Regions from separate parts of the Homo sapiens genome. Here region 1 is linked to region 2. A link is an interaction called in ENCODE POLR2A ChIA-PET data of the cell type or tissue named here. Cell type or tissue: OCI-LY7. All regions are shown on one strand. Each heading gives the region's core, and the rest is flanking DNA. Links, peaks and the distances in the headings are about the cores only.

Region 1 (2,912 bases), core at 107-2,606, 150 kb after region 2:
AAAGGAGCAGGTCTTCCAAGGGGACCAGTTAGATGGTGATGGCCGGTATCTGAATGCAAAGTTTCCAGTAAATGAGTTTTAAAGACAATAATGTTGGTTTATAGTAATATTTTATACAATATTGGACTTTTACAGGAAACTATTTGTAATCATAGTGAATTTCATTTAATAACCTAATAACTTGATTGTTTGGTACTCATGTAGAAATTGTAGGTCTTACATGATTTGGGGCTGTTGGAATCCAAGATTTTCTTCCCAATTGTTATAAGCTTTCTCCAATAGTTACTTTAAATTTGCCCATTATTGCTTTCTCTTCTCACTGTTTTCCTTTAACCTGATACTTGCTGACAATTCACCAGAGAGGTGAGCCCCTTGCATACTTCTAGACTTCCTGTACATGTTTTATCAGAGCAATAATGATGACTGTTCACCCTCATTACGGGTAAAATAAGTTAAGACAGGCTCAGGCCTAGGTTAATATGCTTCTAACTTTGACTCTAAATGAAACCTGTGTTTAGGAAGAGGGTAGCTGAGGAATCACATGTCCATAGGGGCCAGGCAGGTAACCTAAATGTATGAAGAGAGCTGGCTGTAAGAAAAGCAACAGGTGAGAAGCCCTACCATCAAAGTGGAAGCTTGGAACTGAGTCATCTGCTGGGCTATTTTAGAGACCCCCTGCTCAGAGGCCTGCTGGTCTTGGAGTGTGGCAGGCCTGATTCCACAGGTGGAGGCCACAGCCCTACTGGGTCCTGTGAGAAACAGAGCTTGGAGAGCCAGGGGAGTCCCTCTCCTGGTTCATCATCCTTAGCAGGACTCCCTGGCTCGCTCAAGCTCCATCTGATGCTCAGCCTTGGATTAGAAGGGCCCTTGCTGCCTCCTTTTCATGGGAGTTGAGAACCTCCTGAAGCCCATGCAGGACTTTGGGCTCAGGTCAGCTTGGGACTCAGGCTTATTTTTCTGGAAATGTAGCAGACTCTAAAATGCTGGCTTCCAGAGATCAAGGACTTGTATATTACTGTATTCAGGACTGAGCCAGCTGGCAAGCTGTAGTGGTTACTAAAATATCAAAATGCACCAAGTGACTCAAGGGTTAACACCTGACACAGGAGCAAAGGGCCTCCAGCACAGGCCCAGCAATATCTCCAAAGTCCTCCTGAAACCCTGAAAAACAAAACTGGTGAGTTAGGGTGAAAGCCTTCCTGTTACATGTGTTGAAAATCACCCCTGATTGTTCTTCAAATGTAACTCAGTGCCTGGCACCTTCTATAAATGAATGAACACATGAATGAATGAATGCATTAATGAATGAATGAATGAATGAATGTAGGGCTGGAGGGCAACAGCTGTTCAATACGTGTGTGTTGCATGAATGAGTCTTCATCTGCTGTTTTCTGAAAATGCAGGCATTCCTTACACACAGCAGAGCTCTCTGAATCCATCTTAAATAGCATTTTACACTGGTTTGAGAACTCAAGGTCACCCTCTTACTTGTACCTGGGCTTTTATATAATACGCTTTAATCACCTGCCTGGCAGCTGTCAGGAAAGCTTTCTGTTGTAACATATCCAGGGAAAAAGTCATATTTTGCTTTACATACTTAAGTGAAAAATTGGTCCCTGGCTGAACATAATGGAAGTCATTCGTTCTGGAAAAAGCAATTCAGAAAAAGATATCCCCTAAAAATCTAGCACAGTCCACTCAGAACTCCATCCTCTGATGGGCTGGGGAAGATCCTTAGACTTATGAGCTATTTTGAGGGGGGTAGGGGGTACTTTAATTTCCCATAAGGGCAAGTGTCTAGGAAATCTGTCTACTAACTGTAACTGTTTGCTCCTGAAATGTGTGATTGGCCCCATCTGAGAGGTGACGGATGCTCCTTTTAGTGCCTGGCAGTCCCCATTACAGCGAGTGTGGAAGTGACTTCTGTGATCCCTAGCCAATGTGAAGCCTTTCAGTCAGGAAGAAGAGTGGAGAGAAACTTCTTACATTTCAAAGTTTGCCCTTGAGAAGGCCTTTTCCCTCACGCCCCTCTTCCCAAAACCAGGGAATCTGATAACATTTTTCTATAATTTTTTTTTTGTCACCTATCTATGTAACCAGAGGCAGAAAGGAACGACTTGGTTTAAAACACAAGGCCGAGGCATAAGGTGGCGTGAGTCCCCAAAGCTGCTCCCTGGTTTCATCTAGGCCCTCTTCTTTCAGATTTAGTGATGGAATTCTCCCTGTTAGAGCCGTGGTTTTCATAACCCTAAAACCAGAGCTGTGCGGCCTCAGGGTGGGCAGCCGAGATTCCTGTGGCAGCTTCTTCTGAGCCCTGGGGGGTGGGAGGACAGACGGCAAGCGGGGTGGAAAGGGACAACTCCAGCCCTCACTAGTTACTTGGGGGTGGAGTGAGGATACATTTCTTGTGTCCCTTATGGTTGAGTTTCTCAAAGCTCATCTCTGGCTGAAACCAGGGAGCCGAACCAAACCCCTGCCTCGTGGGAAGCAATGATGTAGCCACTTTCAGCTTTTGTTCAAATGCTCCTGAAAGGGAGCCGCCCTATCACACACGGAACTTCAGGAAAGCTCATGCCCTCCCCAGAAATGACAAATGGAAAAGACAGAACAGTCTCCGGCCAGGCCAGGATACAGTCTCTGGAAAGAGATTGTTTTTGTCTCCATTGCCATAGAAAACACATCCTTTTAACTTAATAAGTAGGGAAACAGCATAATCACACGCGCTGGAGGTTACCAAGGTGAACAGAATCCAAGATTAAAATCTGCCAGTCCAGGGGTGCATGGAAGCATGGGAGGCCCAAAGAGGAAATCTAGTTTGCTGTTGGTAAATTTTTTTGGATGCTGTTTATGTTTGAACTTTTCTCTGTTTTCCTGTAGAAACTTCCGTACCCTCTTCCTGTGTCCCTACAAAA
Region 2 (2,912 bases), core at 316-2,815:
AGATTGGGGAAGTTCTCCTGGATAATATCCTGCAGAGTGTTTTCCAACTTGGTTCCATTCTCCGCATCACTTTCAGGTACACCAATCAGACGTAGATTTGGTCTTTTCACATAGTCCCATATTTCTTGGAGGCTTTGCTCATTTCTTTTTATTCTTTTTTCTCTAAACTTCCCTTCTCACTTCATTTCATCTTCGATCGCTGATACCCTTTCTTCCAGTTGATCGCATCGGCTCCTGAGGCTTCTGCATTCTTCATGTAGTTCTCGAGCCTTGGTTTTCAGCTCCATCAGCTCCTTTAAGCACTTCTCTGTATTGGTTATTCTAGTTATACATTCTTCTAAATTTTTTTCAAAGTTTTCAACTTCTTTGCCTTTGGTTTGAATGTCCTCCCGTAGCTCAGAGTAATTTGATCGTCTGAAGCCTTCTTCTCTCAGCTCGTCAAAGTCATTCTCCATCCAGCTTTGTTCCGTTGCTGGTGAGGAACTGTGTTCCTTTGGAGGAGGAGAGGCACTCTGCGTTTTAGAGTTTCCAGTTTTTCTGTTCTGTTTTTTCCCCATCTTTGTGGTTTTATCTACTTTTGGTCTTTGATGATGGTGATGTACAGATGGGTTTTCGGTGTGGATGTCCTTTCTGTTTGTTAGTTTTCCTTCTAACAGACAGGACCCTCAGCTGCAGGTCTGTTGGAATACCCTGCCGTGTGAGGTGTCAGTGTGCCCCTGCTGGGGGGTGCCTCACAGTTAGGCTGCTCGGGGGTCAGGGGGTCAGGGACCCACTTGAGGAGGCAGTCTGCCCGTTCTCAGATCTCCAGCTGCGTGCTGGGAGAACCACTGCTCTCTTCAAAGCTGTCAGACAGGGACATTTAAGTCTGCAGAGGTTCCTGCTGTCTTTTTGTTTGTCTGTGCCCTGCCCCCAGAGGTGGAGCCTACAAAGGCAGGCAGGCCTCCTTGAGCTGTGGTGGGCTCCACCCAGTTCGAGCTTCGTGGCTGCTTTGTTTACCTAAGCAAGCCTGGGCAATGGCGGGCGCCCCTCCCCCAGCCTCGCTGCCGCCTTGCGGTTTGATCTCAGACTGCTGTGCTAGCAATCAGCAAGACTCCGTGGGCGTAGGACCCTCCGAGCCAGGTGTGGTATATAGTCTCGTGGTGCGCCGTTTTTTAAGCCGGTCTGACAAGCGCAATATTCGGGTGGGAGTGACCCGATTTTCCAGGTGCGTCCGTCACCCCTTTCTTTGACTCGGAAAGAGAACTCCCTGACCCCTTGCGCTTCCCAGGTGAGGCAATGCCTCGCCCTGCTTCGGCTAGTGCACGGTGCGCACACACACTGGCCTGCGCCCACTGTCTGGCACTCCCTAATGAGATGAACCCGGTACCTCAGATGGAAATGCAGAAATCACCCGTCTTCTGCGTCGCTCACGCTGGGAGCTGTAGACCGGAGCTGTTCCTATTCGGCCATCTTGGCTCCTCCCTCTGATTTTTTTTTTAAATGTACCCTGTAAGTCTCAAAAGTGTAGCACTTTGGGAGTTGAGCCTTTCTGTGGGAAGGTCTCACTTGTAACTCAGAAACCCAGGGCTTCATTTTTTATCCCAATGTGGAAGGTAAACCCAGGGACCTTCTCATCAACATCAGCAGCCTCTCCTAAGACACTGATAGAGTCAATTTATGTATAACAGCTTTGGGTTTTCAGTCCTCTCTTTGTTTTTGCTTCCTAGGTATTACCAATACATTCTTGCACATTTAGCTGTGCATTTTAAAATATTGTATTTTAGTCAACATTTTCTTGAGGAAAGGGAGATTTTCATATCTCACTAGAAATGGAAGCCATGATTAAATTATTTTTAACATTTTGAAGGTGTGACAGAAATGAATACAGGACCTTAGATGTGTTATATACCAAATTTTAAGAGGTTAGGAATCAATCACCAATACATTACTTTTGCTGCCAAATTAATTTTTTGTTCACATATCACCATAAAATTTCTATGGAAATCTCAACATAACTGAAGTGTATTCTTAGATTACATATTGAGCTATTAAAAATCCATTACCATTTGCAACTGCTTATGAATATTAATTGGAGTTTTCTTAATATTGAGTTAACCAAGACAAAAATACAGACATAAAGTGAGTTTTAAGATAGAGTTGATATAAGACCCTTGAGTTCAAATTTCTCCTTAATCTAAGCAGTCCTCATGATTTTATATGTAAATATTATTAAAAGTTAACATTTATACTTATAAAATACAATTGTCTCACACATTGATATTTTATATAACTTTATTTGAAAAAGAGATCTAGTTATCTAGGCCATTCCTTGATTGTTAGTTAATATGCAGTTCCCTTGAATACTTGTTAAGCACCTTCTGAGTGCCAGACAGTTGGTTAAGTTCTGGAAATAGAAAAGTGAACAAGCTAAATCCCATCCCCAAGGATCTTATAAAATCACATGCACCAAAAAATGTTCTTCAGTGCAGTGGGTGGGGGCACAGTAGTCAACTGTGTCTGAGATTAGAAAAGACTTCACTGAGTGATGACACATGAGCATAGTTTGAAGACTAAGCCTGATCTCACAAAGTTGATAAAATAGGAAAAGGCATCTTTTAAAAACGAGAAAAAAAGTGTGTTAAAGCACTGCAGCATGAAACAACATGCTTCTTTCTGGAAAATGAATACGTGTATAGAAAGTAATAGTGGCAAGAGAGGAGTTCTAGAGATCCAGCATTTGTTTCCTAGTACACTCTTCTTGCTGGGTTATTAGATAATGACTGACAAATGCAGGTATATGAGTATACAACTTGGCCAGATGTGGTGGCTCATGCCTGTAATCCCATCACTTTGAGAGGCCAAGGTGGGTGGATTCCTGAAGTTGCAGTTTTTTGAATTTTTGCAATCAGACCTTGGTGATGACCTTGAGCAGT

What was found. ChIA-PET counts read pairs that join two places held together with the same protein. Peaks named below come from ENCODE experiments on the same cell type or tissue, not always from the same donor. Only the 100,000 strongest peaks of a DNase experiment are listed, where the experiment ranks them.
Region 1: POLR2A ChIA-PET joins it to region 2 with 12 read pairs; 2 of 35 experiments call an interaction of 5 or more read pairs at or near these places.

What each region holds. Positions count from the first base shown.
Region 1 is chr12:96,165,397-96,168,308 of GRCh38, reverse strand. LINC02452 (long intergenic non-protein coding RNA 2452) reads left to right here. Exons shown (of 3, transcript XR_945239.3): 2 at 2,878-2,912. Among named protein-coding and RNA genes, the nearest start is that of LINC02452, 5.6 kb to the left of the region's middle. RefSeq lists a silencer at 1,724-2,018. In OCI-LY7, for the core only: no CTCF peak of the experiment used is centred there; no DNase peak of the experiment used is centred there.
Region 2 is chr12:96,314,495-96,317,406 of GRCh38, reverse strand. All of the region lies in intron 3 of CDK17 (cyclin dependent kinase 17), which reads left to right. Among named protein-coding and RNA genes, the nearest start is that of CDK17, 84 kb to the left of the region's middle. RefSeq lists enhancers at 570-1,200, 1,201-1,833. In OCI-LY7, for the core only: no CTCF peak of the experiment used is centred there; a DNase peak (open chromatin) is centred at 1,500; H3K4me3 peaks cover 1,193 bases; H3K27ac peaks cover 1,174 bases.